Linked DNA regions of Mus musculus: region 1 is linked to region 2. Evidence: chromatin loops called from intact Hi-C (ENCODE). Cell type or tissue: heart. All regions are shown on one strand. Each heading gives the region's core, and the rest is flanking DNA. Links, peaks and the distances in the headings are about the cores only.

The links. Peaks named below come from ENCODE experiments on the same cell type or tissue, not always from the same donor. Only the 100,000 strongest peaks of a DNase experiment are listed, where the experiment ranks them.
Region 1: it touches region 2 in a loop (2.7-fold over the local background); 6 of 42 quality-filtered maps call a loop at or near these places.

The regions. Positions count from the first base shown.
Region 1 is chr4:58,997,494-59,002,981 of GRCm38, forward strand. It overlaps a transcript of Dnajc25 not described here. Among named protein-coding and RNA genes, the nearest start is that of Dnajc25, 3.0 kb to the right of the region's middle. In heart, for the core only: CTCF peaks have their summits at 2,371 (motif pointing left) and 3,315 (motif pointing left); no DNase peak of the experiment used is centred there; H3K4me3 peaks cover 127 bases.
Region 2 is chr4:58,909,727-58,915,214 of GRCm38, forward strand. Ecpas (Ecm29 proteasome adaptor and scaffold) reads right to left here and starts at 3,023. Exons shown (of 49, transcript NM_172381.3): 1 at 2,750-3,023. The coding sequence starts at 2,771. In heart, for the core only: no CTCF peak of the experiment used is centred there; DNase peaks (open chromatin) are centred at 1,455, 1,845, 2,645, 3,065 and 1 weaker place; H3K4me3 peaks cover 2,936 bases; H3K27ac peaks cover 2,168 bases.

The DNA of each region.
Region 1 (5,488 bases), core at 305-5,304, 88 kb after region 2:
CTGGAAAACCTGACGTTCACTTTGTAAGTGTAACAGTATGTTTTAGAATTTTCTTTTCACACCACTTAAAGAAGACAAATTTAACTGGGTGTTGATGGGGTTTAATCCCAGCACTGGGGTGGTAGAGGCAGGAAGATTTTTGTGAGCTCAGGGCCAGCCTGGTCTATATAGCAAGTTCCAGTCCAACCAGGGCAACATAGGAAGACCTTATCTCAAGATAGCAACAGCAAACCACAAGACTAATTTAATTTACTCTCTTATGTAGAAAACAAACAAGGACTTTTGTACTATGTCCAAATGCTTACTCCGTGAACACAATTTGATTTGTCTACCCTTCAAGCAGGAAGTCCTGCACAGGGGCTGGCTGTTACTGTGGAATTAGTGACTTTCAGGGAGTTAGGTCACCTTGATTTGCTTTTTTCATGTTATTTGTGGTTTTTGCCTTGGGACTTGCACTCCAAGAGTTAGGTCATTTTTTTAAGTTTAACATTTTTAAATGAATTGTTCATCAATTAAGATGATGGCTCAGAACTGCCTGCCATTTCAGCTTCACTGAGATTTGGTGCTCTCTTCTGGGCCTCCTCCCACACACAGGGCACACACACATACACACACACACACACAGGGGGGGGGGGTGGAGAGGAGGGGGGAGGGGGAGAGATGCATTTCTTTACTAAACTGGGTGCTGGGTGTCTGGGCACCAGGATCCATCCCGATCTTCCCACTTACCCCCTCGGCCTTTAACTGTTCCTAACCCTGGGTCTCTCCATTCAGTGTTTTCAGGCATATGATTCTTTTAAATATCTTCACCTCAGATGGTGATGTTTTATTTTGTGCTGGTATTTAAATGGTCATTTCTGGTGGTTCCCACTTTACCCTTGCTTTTGTTTTGCTTTGATTAGTCACACAGTGCGCTAGGAGGTTCCCGTAGCACTTCTTTTTCAGCTTAAGCCGTGTGGCACCGAGTCCTGATGGCATAGCCTCCTCCTCACATCCTCACCCTTGAAAATACCCTTTGTCTGTCTCGCTGAAACTTTTATTTTGACAGTGGTGACAGTTTATGCTTCACGTGGTCTAGGTTGCTTACATTCAATTAGACGTGGGATCAGAGCCAAAGACTTTGAGGGCACAGGGTCTTTCAGGAGAAAAAAAATCATATTGTGTGTGTGTGTGTGTGTATGTGCAAGCATGTACCCTTGTGTGCATGCACATTCACATGTGTATTCCACAGCATTCTTGTAGAAGTCTTTCCTTCCCTGAGTGGGTCTCAGGGATCAAAGAAGTTGTCAGACTTGGTAGCAAGTGCCGATACTCACTGAGCCTTCTCTATCACCAGCCAATAAAATTTTCTTGATAAGCAAGGGATCTGGCAATGACACAGACATGGCTGAAAAGCTGAATCATTTGTTGTTCAGTGATGTGGATATCCTCTTAGTATATCTTTTGTTTATCTCTTTTTAAGAATTCATATCTCTTTTCATGTTCCAGGCTTGTTTTGTTTCAGAAGGATACAGTGTTTAACAGCCAGGGCAGATTTCAGGAAACTGTCACCAAATCTGATTTAATTGAAATTAGGAGATCTTTCAAATATCTTTTCTCTATTAAACCTGCCAGAGTTTAAATAGTATAGTTAGCTAAAACTGTAAGACCCCCGAAGCTGGGCCTCTGCTCAAGTCCCGGGATGAGCTGGCCAGCACCCCAATGACTCGAGAGAAAACCACACCTAATGCAAACTCCTTCCACTGTGCAGGGCAGGGGAGTTCAACCCTTAGCGGTGACAGTAGGGGGCTTTTAACAGCTAGCTGAGGAATTGGGAGGAGTTGGGAGGAGTGGGAGAAGCTGGGCAGAGTTCTGCTCTTTCGGGTGTCCTTGGTGAAATTTATGAGGCAGAAGGAGTGGGGAGTGAGTTCTTTCTGAATTTTTATCTCCGTGTCCTCGGCACAGGAAGCCAGGCAAGTGCCTGGCTGGGTCTTTTACAATTATTACATCTCTAGTTGTAAAGTATAGAAACAAAAAGGCTTTTTGCTAGCTATAGAGAACAAAGAGCTTTTTTCTAGCTGTATTTTTAGAGATCAGGGAAAACAAGCTTGGGGAACGTCCAGGGGCTTTACCTTCCAGGGAGAAACACTCTAAGTTGGGGTCTCACAAAACAAACAAACAAACAAAGATCAATGCTTTCAGCTTGATAGAAGATTTTCCAGGAGTAGGCACTGGGTTGATTTTAAATTTAAATTTCTCCTTTAATTCATTTGACTCTCTTGGAATTAGAAAAGTAGTTCATAGATTCTGAGTAAGGTTAGGCAAACATTAAAAGTATGGATTTTTGGCAGAAGACGTGCAAAATTGTGCAGGAGTGATAGCACCCTCTGGTGGACAGTTTGGGAACCAGCATGCTGTCTGTTGGGTGCATGGGAACAAGCTGCGGGGAAACAGGACCAGGAAGACTCCTCTTCAAAATCTCTGCCTAGCTCTATTTTTCTGTGGCTTTCTAGTGGCAACAAGCAAGAAGCCATAGTCCAGGGGATACAGTATATAGATGCACAATAGGGATGGGTTGTGTGGACTAGTATTGTTTTGCTTATTCCAAATATGAATGCCAGAAGAGTGGGGAAATCAGAAAGACCACTTGCTTCCTGTGGTGATTAGTTAGTTAAGTGGTGCCAAATGCTGGATATGAGGAGAATTGCAGTTAACACAGGGAGAATTTTCTCCTTCTTAGGTGGATGGATTTCAAAAACAATAGGGTAAAATACAAATTAACCTCTTTCTCCCTTCCTTCCTTCCTTCCTTCCTTCCTTCCTTCCTTCCTTCCTTCCTTCCTTTCTTTCTTTCTTTCAAAAAGATTGTACCAAGTAGCCCAGGCTAGACTCAATATCTCAATCCTCTATCTTTATATCTTGAGTGCTAGGATTACAGGGATGCACATCACTTACAACTCTTCCCTCTTCATAAAAAGTGGGCATGTGTTGAGAAGGCCAAAGAGATTATGTTCATACAAGTCTGGCTAAATTAAAAAATAGTGCTAGCTATGAAATTGATATTGTTTCCACACTACTAACCATGTCTCTCGCATCATTAGGACAGTTATTAGTCAACTTGCAGTGAGGTACACATGATAAATATCACCAGGAAGAAGTTCAAAACAGTGTTCAAGCCAGCTTCTAAAAAATACTGTTAAAAATAATAACAATAAGGGCTGGAGAGATGGCTCAGTGGTTAAGAGCACTGACTGCTCCTCCAGAGGTCCTAAGTTCACTTCCCTGCAACCACATGGTGGCTCACAACCATCTGTAAGGCGATCTGACGCCCTCTTCTGGTGGGTCTGAAGACAGCTACAGTGTACTCACATCAAAAAAAAAAAAAAAAAGACAGGCAGGATAGCTCAGGCTTTAACCTTAGCACTCAGGAGGCAGAGGTGGTAAGATTGCCACAAATTAATTTAAGGCTAGCTTGGTGTACAACTGTAACTGTAGATCAGCCAAAGTGTGTGTGTGTGTGTGTGTGTATATATATATACATATATATATATACTTTGAAACTTTTTTTTAAAAGATTTATTTATTTATTTATTATATGTAAGTACACCGTAGCTGTCTTCAGACGCACCAGAAGAGGGCATCAGATCTCATTACGGGTGGTTGTGAGCCACCATGTGGTTGCTGGGATTTGAACTTCAGACCTTCGGAAGAGCAGTCGGGTGCTCTTACCCACTGAGCCATCTCACCAGCCCCTGAAACTTTTTTATTTTACTTTTTTTTTTTTTTTTTTTTTTTTTTTTTTTTTTGAGACAGGATTTCTCTGTGTAGCCCTGGCAGTCCTGAAAGTCATTCTGTAGATCACTCTATGGTCAAACTCATAGAGATCTGCCTACCTCTGCCTCCTTGAGTGCTGAAATTAAAGGTATGGTGCGCCATCACCGTCTGGTTACACTTTGAAAAATTTTAATTCTGAGACATCCTGCAGTGGTCCGAATTAGCTGTCTTAGTCGCTGTTCTATTGCTGTGAATAGACACCATGACCAAGACAGCTCTTATAAATGAAGGCATTGAGTCTTGCTTAGAGTTTCACAGGTTTAGTTCTCTCTCTCTCTCTCTCTCTCTCTCTCTCTCTCTCTCTCCCCCCCCCGTGTGTGTGTGTGTGTGTGTGTGTGTGTATGTGTGTGTGTGTGTGTGTGTGTGTGTGTGTGTGTGTGTATGAGAGAGAGAGAGTGGGGGTGAGGGGGAGCAGATGTGGGCTTTTGAAAAACTCAAAAGCCTACCTCCAACAAGACCATCTCTCTCAAGTCTTACCAAGAATCCCCTCACTCCCTGGCTACTAAGCATTCAAGTATCGGAGCCTGTGGCAACCATTCTTATTCAAACCACCACAGTGTGAGTACTCGTCAAACCTGCAAATGTGACTATTAATAGAAACTCCCCGTCTTGAAAGAGGTATTGGTATTTTGGCTCACTTTGAATTTATTTGAAATGAAATAATTGAGGTTTATAGAGGCTAAAGTCCATGTTGATACTAGAAAAATTTAATTGTATTCTTCCTGAATATCTAACATTGTCTATCAAATCTTCACTTGGTGTACAGACCAATCCCAATGGATAGATCCCTATCTATTAGTTGTTAGCCAGTTGCCATCATAGACCTGGGAAACTATAAAGTCAGTCATGTGGGATATACTGGTCATTCATTATCAACCCGACTGGATTTAGAATCACCATGGAAACACATCTCTGAGTGTGTGTGAGGCTGTTTTCCAGAAGGGTGTAACTGAGGTAAGAACAACATGGACACATCACCATCATACATAGTGAGGCATTGGATCAAATAAAAAGGAGAAAATAAATTTGGCACCCTTTTCATTCCTTTATTCTAATTTCAGATAATGTGTAACTAGCAACTTTGTTGCCAGGCCTTCTGGACTGTGGGGGCCGTATTCCCTAGAACCCTAAACCCAAATAAATCCTTCATCTTTGATGTTGCTGCTTGCAGGTATTTGGTCACAGCAACAAATAAATTACACATTTAAAAACTGTGGTTTATCTGAAATTTAAACTTAATGGAGCACGTCCTCTCCCCACTCCACCTCCTGATTTCCCTGGAGGCATTTGCAAGATCTTAAGCTGTATTTTGATTGTCACAATTAGGGATAATGGTGTTACAGGCACTTTTGTGGACCGTATGGGGGTACTACTAAACGTTTTACATCCTCCGGGCAAATAATTGTTTGCTCTAAAATATAAATAAGCAGAGAAACAGAGAACAAAAAGGCCACGGTCTTTCAGGGCTCCTGGGAGAGAGACAGTGCAATTGTCTAAGTTCATCTTCAGTTTGGGTTAGAGGGGGGGCAATGTCCAGGCCTGGAGACAGGATGCCAGTGCCCAGAGTTCCTACGGCAGCGGATGAAGTAGCGAGGTCGAGAAGGTGGCGTGTGGCTAGTCCTGCGTGTGGACTGTGCCGCACTAGGCGGCTAGGAGCGCTTCAGACAGACAGACAC
Region 2 (5,488 bases), core at 245-5,244:
AGAAACTAATAATTATTGACAATAATATGGAGAAGTGAAACCCTTTATGCAGTGTTGATGGGAGTGTGAAATGGCATGGTCACTGGGAAAAAGACAAATGGCAGGCTGGGAGTGTGACTGGTGGCAGAGCACTCACATACTAGCACTTCATACTAATGTCAAAGGCTCTGGCTTCAATCCCCAGAACCACAAAAGTGAAACAAAGAAAGCGGCAGTTCCTCAAAAGTTAAGGGTTATTCCCAAAAGAACTGAAAGGAGGACCACTGCAGCATTATGGATGGCAACTAAAATTTGGAAGCATTCATCCATAGTAAGATGAATGGATAAGAAAATGTATTACATGCAAGAGAGAATTATTCAATCTTAGAAAGAAAATCATGGCAGATGTTATAGCAAGGATAAACTTTGAAGACATTATACTAAATTAAAAAAAAAAAAACACAGCCACAAAACGGGGTGGGGAGTGGGGGGGAGACAAACAGTGAAAAGTTATATGGTGAAGTTCAGAGACAAAAAGCAGAAAAGTGGCTGCCAGGGGATTCAAGGAAGAGGAGGGAAGGAGTTGTTTAACAATTACAGAATTTTAGTCTTGAAAGATGGAAGAATCCTGAAGATGGACGGAGGTGGTGATTGCACAACAGAGTCCATGTACACAATGACCCTGAACTTCACACTTAAAACATGGTTAGGATGATAAATCTTGTGATGCGTATCACACCACCATAAAAACACTGAAAAATAAAACTGAGAAATTGGTCTCTTCAAAGGTCAAGTGTTGGTTCCATTGGGACTGTGAGGCAAACACTCAACACTGTGGCCACCTCCATCTACCTCTCCGTACCGGAGACCTCCCTCTTCTTGCTCTCCTCAGAGTCTCCTTTCTTCCCAGAGCCAAACCAAACGCGTACTTCAGCTTCCAACCGAGCAACTAGCACTCCTGCTCCACCAGTTCAAAGCAGCATGGAACTTAATCCCTCTAAACGTTTATGCCTCCTCTTTGAAACAAGGGATAATTCCTACCTACCTGCCACACAAGGTTGTTATGAGGGCAAAAGTGAGATCACGTTCATAAAAGTAGCTTTCAAATGCCAAGCACCAAAGAAACATAAATTAAGTTTAACTACTTTCACATGGCGATTGAGACGCTTTAATAACATAAGCTTCACAAACATACGCTTACAACACCTCACCCATGCTGGCATTTAAAATACACATCATCCTCAAATAACACCTTTCTTTGTTAGTCTTTACTGAAGGGCAACATAGGGGAGTAGGTTTCTCGTAAATACCCTAAAGCATTTGAACCAACCACCCAAAACGCAATCGATTATCCTACATATCTCACGAAAACTGAATATTTATGACCCCAGAATAGGCTGACAACATCCTAGAACTACACTTCCCACAAAGCATAGAGTGGAACACGGGCAGCAGGCTGGGCGGCCTGGCATTAAGGGCGACCACTGCTCCCAGCGAGCTTGGATCGTCATCCCCTGGAAAATCGCAACGCTTGGCATGGAGTGGGACTCTCTCCTTTCTGACAGCTCCGTCACCCTCGTTTTGTTTTTTGTTTTGTTTTGTTTTTCTGCCATTAACAGCGGCCCTATTGGCCTTTACAGCTTCAACCTGAAAGTCATCTCCCATCTGTGACCTTTCTGCCGATTCCTTGGAGGTGCGGGAAAGGCAACCCTCTCCCCTTCCCCAAAGCTCCACGTCCAGAATTCGCCCGTCAGTCAGAATCAAGGGACATGCGGGGGGTCTGACGGAACGGACGGGTGGACACAGTCCGACCTGGGGGCGACAGGCCGCGCGCCAGCTCCGGTAGCAAGCCAGGGGCCCGGGATCCCCCCAAAGCCCGGGCCGAAGCAGATTTCGAGCAGGGGTAGCTAAGCCCGGGGCTCTGGTTTCAATTTCACGACGTGACATTGCAAACCTGCGGCCTACGAGCGCCCGCGGCGGCGGCCCGCGCCTGTTCGCCCGCCCTCCCGCCAGGCCTGAGCCCCGGAGCCCCGTGCCGAGACCACCGCACACCCACTTGCCCGGCCCCGCGCCCCCCCAGCCTCCCGTGTCTGGCCGGGCCCAGCCCCGGTCCTGCGTGGAGTTAAATCCCGCTCCCAGCTGCAGGCTCCGCGCCGCACTTACTCAGCTCGTCCTGGGAGGCGGAGGCGGCGGCCGCAGCCATGTTGCGCCCGGGAGCGAGCGAGGGAGGGGCGGGCGGGCGGCCGGCGAGGGGGGCTCGCGGCCGTCGCCGTGCCGTGCCGTGCGGTGCCGCGCCGCGCCGCGCCGTGCCGCAGGGGCCCGGAGCCGCCTCGGGTCTCTCACGCGGGCCGCGCTGCGCCCTCGAGGCCCGCCCGCTGCCTGCGTCCTCTGCGCTGCGAGCGTCGCTCTCGCCGCGCCTCGCGAGCTCGCGACTCGGGAGCTCCCTCTCAGCCTCGCGCCTCGGAGGAGCCGCTGCCGCCCGTGCGGCCGAGTGACCGCGCGGCGGCTCTTCGGCTCGGCGCCCGGCTTGCTAGCCTCACGCCGGCTCTTATATTTAGAAAGAGCTGAGCCATCCTCCCCCCTCCCCCTCCGCCTCCGCCGGCCCCTCGCGCGCCCGCTCGCCCGCCCTCGCTGCCTCGCTCGCGCCGCGTCCTGCCCACCTGCCGCCGCCAAGCTTCCCCGGCGCGGAGCGGGAGACGCAGACGCGGCGGGCCAACCCCTGGACCTGAGCCTCATTCCCTCAGCCGCACGCAAGCACGCGGCCTCTGACCTGAGTCGGAGCCGGTCTCCATAGCCCGGGATGCTGCGGCGACCCAGCGAGGTGGAGGACGGGCCGGGCCCGAGGAGACGCGCGGCCGCTCCGGAGGAGCCTGCGTGCGGCCGAGCGGAGCCGGGCTGTCCTGGCTGCCGCGGAGAGCTTCCCCGCCCCGGGCTGTGGCGTTAAAGGTCTGCGGCTGTCACGTCCGCCTGGTCGGAGCTGGAGGAACACGCGCCCGGACGGAGGAAGAGACGCGGACTCGGAAAAGTAGAGCGGGGCTCGAATCGGAGGAGGAGGAGGAGGAAGAGGAGGAAGCCCCGCCCTGCGCCTCGCGCCCAACTTCTCGGCCGCCGCGCTGACTCAGGCCGGGCCTCCGAGCAGCCCCGAAGTTAAAGCCCAGAGGGACCTGCACCGAGGGCTCACCCTGGGGGATGCTCCCCTAACGTTAGCCTCCCGAGCGAGCTGCGAGCCAGGGAAGGGCCGGAAACCACGATATTTGAGCTACCAAGACGTGCTTTAGAGTCCTTCTTCTTAACCCGAGTTTAGTGGCAATCCCAACTTTTAACTTTAAGCCTCTCGTTGGTCCATGAGGTCGTGTACAGCTGCAAAATGGAATTCAAATCAAGGGCTTATATGGTTACTATAAGAACAACCAAAAAAAAAAAAAAAAGAAAGAAATTAGGTGCCAGATCAAAGACATTTTTAGAGGAAAAGAAAATAATCGAGACCCTAAATGAACTGAAGTTGCATATATTCCCGCAAAATGGAATCCCTAGGGCCCTAGATAATGCCTTGAAATTTGAATACATGCGGCTCCCAATGTAACTTAGGCAAGTACGAGATAGCAACAAACACTGACCATGTTACTTCCTGTATTAATTTTACATTTACAAAGAAAGTTACATTATCTTTGTCATTATCATAAAAATAAGAGTCCTTCCTCCTAGTTCAGCTACCTCACCCATCTCACACCCAAGAGAAAAATTATTAAATGTAGAATTTGTTGATGCTTCAAGACCTAGTTCTGCACACATGTATAGCCCCAGGTTCAGTTTGGTTCATAGTGATAAAACTTGGATATGGTCTCTCTCTCTCTTTCTCTCTTTCTCTCTCTCTCTCTCTCTCTCTCTCTCACACACACACACACACACACACACACACACTCCTTCCCTGCTGCTTGTTTTGCCTAATGCTGGACTTTGGGACAATAATTAGATCCTGAGAGTCTGGCCTAATCAGAGGTTAATACTGATTGCACAGCTCCATTGCCCATGGAAAAGCAGGAGGTGGGGCTAACTGAAGGAAGTATATCACTGGAGGTGTGTTCTTAGGGACTGTGTTGCAATGGCCTCTTCCTGTCATTGCTGTCTGCTTCGTGTTTGCCGTGAGAGGGGCTGCTTTATTTCATCACACACACCCTGCCACGTGTCCAGCCCCACCTCAAGTCCACAGCAATGGAACCAAGTGACCATGTACCACACCTCTGAAACTGTGAGCCAAATACAGTTTTGTTTTTTTACTCATTTTAAATGGTCATAAACTTGTCACAGTGACAGAAAAGCAAACACAGGTGGAGTCCAGGTTCTGGGTAAATGTTTTCAACCCCCACAAACACTTTCACTATTAATTGGAAGAACTACATTACCATTTGTTAATGACTTAATAGTATATGTACCTTCTCCCCAGCCCCATTCCCATATCCCCAATCTCACCCTACTCTCCAGATTGACTAACTCCAGACTAACTCCACCCTCTCCCTCCTGGGGACTTGAAACTGACTAGATTTGTATAGTGCTCTGAGCCTCAGTGCTTTTTTAGTGGACATTCTTGCTCTTTGGTTTGGCATTTCTTCCAAAATAAATGCAATGACCATTTATAAACAATACTAAAGTACAGAAATGTCTCTCCACCCCTCCCAGTACCATTGTCCACTACTCCTCAGAAAGGATTCAAAACTTGTCAGCCGTTTGATGCATACGAACTCTCCTAGTTCTGTACTCTATAGTAAAACACTCTAAATGTCATGAAAGGCTGGCTAAGGGTCTTTTTTTTATCTATTTAGGTGTTCAGAGATGGCAAGGATAGAGGCTGGAGAGATGGCTCAGTGGTTAGAAGCATGGTTGCTCTCCCAGAAGACCCTTGTTCACTTCCCAGGGTCCAAATGGCAGTTAACCATCTGTAACTCAAGTTCCACAAGATCTGACTGACACCTTCTAACCTCTGCGGGCACTGCATGCGTGTGGGGAACAGACGTGCATGTGCAGACAAAACACCCACACACATAAAACAAAATCTCAGAAAAAAAATAGTGGCAAGAATAGTTTCCTTGGTGTTAGCATCTCTGAGCTCTTGAGCAGAGGCTTACTAAGTCAGAGGTGTACAGGCCTAGAGGTATATGACTCTAAGCTTTAAAAGGCAGAGGCTTACACTATACATGTAAGTATATGTAAGTATATATAAGTACATGTAAGTGGTTCAGGTCAAAGCAAGCCACAGCCCTCAAAGTCAGGGGCTTTTTGCTCCAAAATTGCTCAGCCAGGCTTGGAACCTTAGGAACTCCGGACAGAGGCTATCACTCTGGGCACAGAACCCAGCAGCTGGTGTTACAGCAGCAAACCTCAATTATCAGGACCCTTGGCTCTGAACCCCCGCCAGCTCTCTGGAAGTCTTGCATGGATGGGACTTTCAACCTCACTGACTCCACCCTTCACTGTTTCTTACCTTCGGCTCTTCTCTGTACAGTCTCCTGCC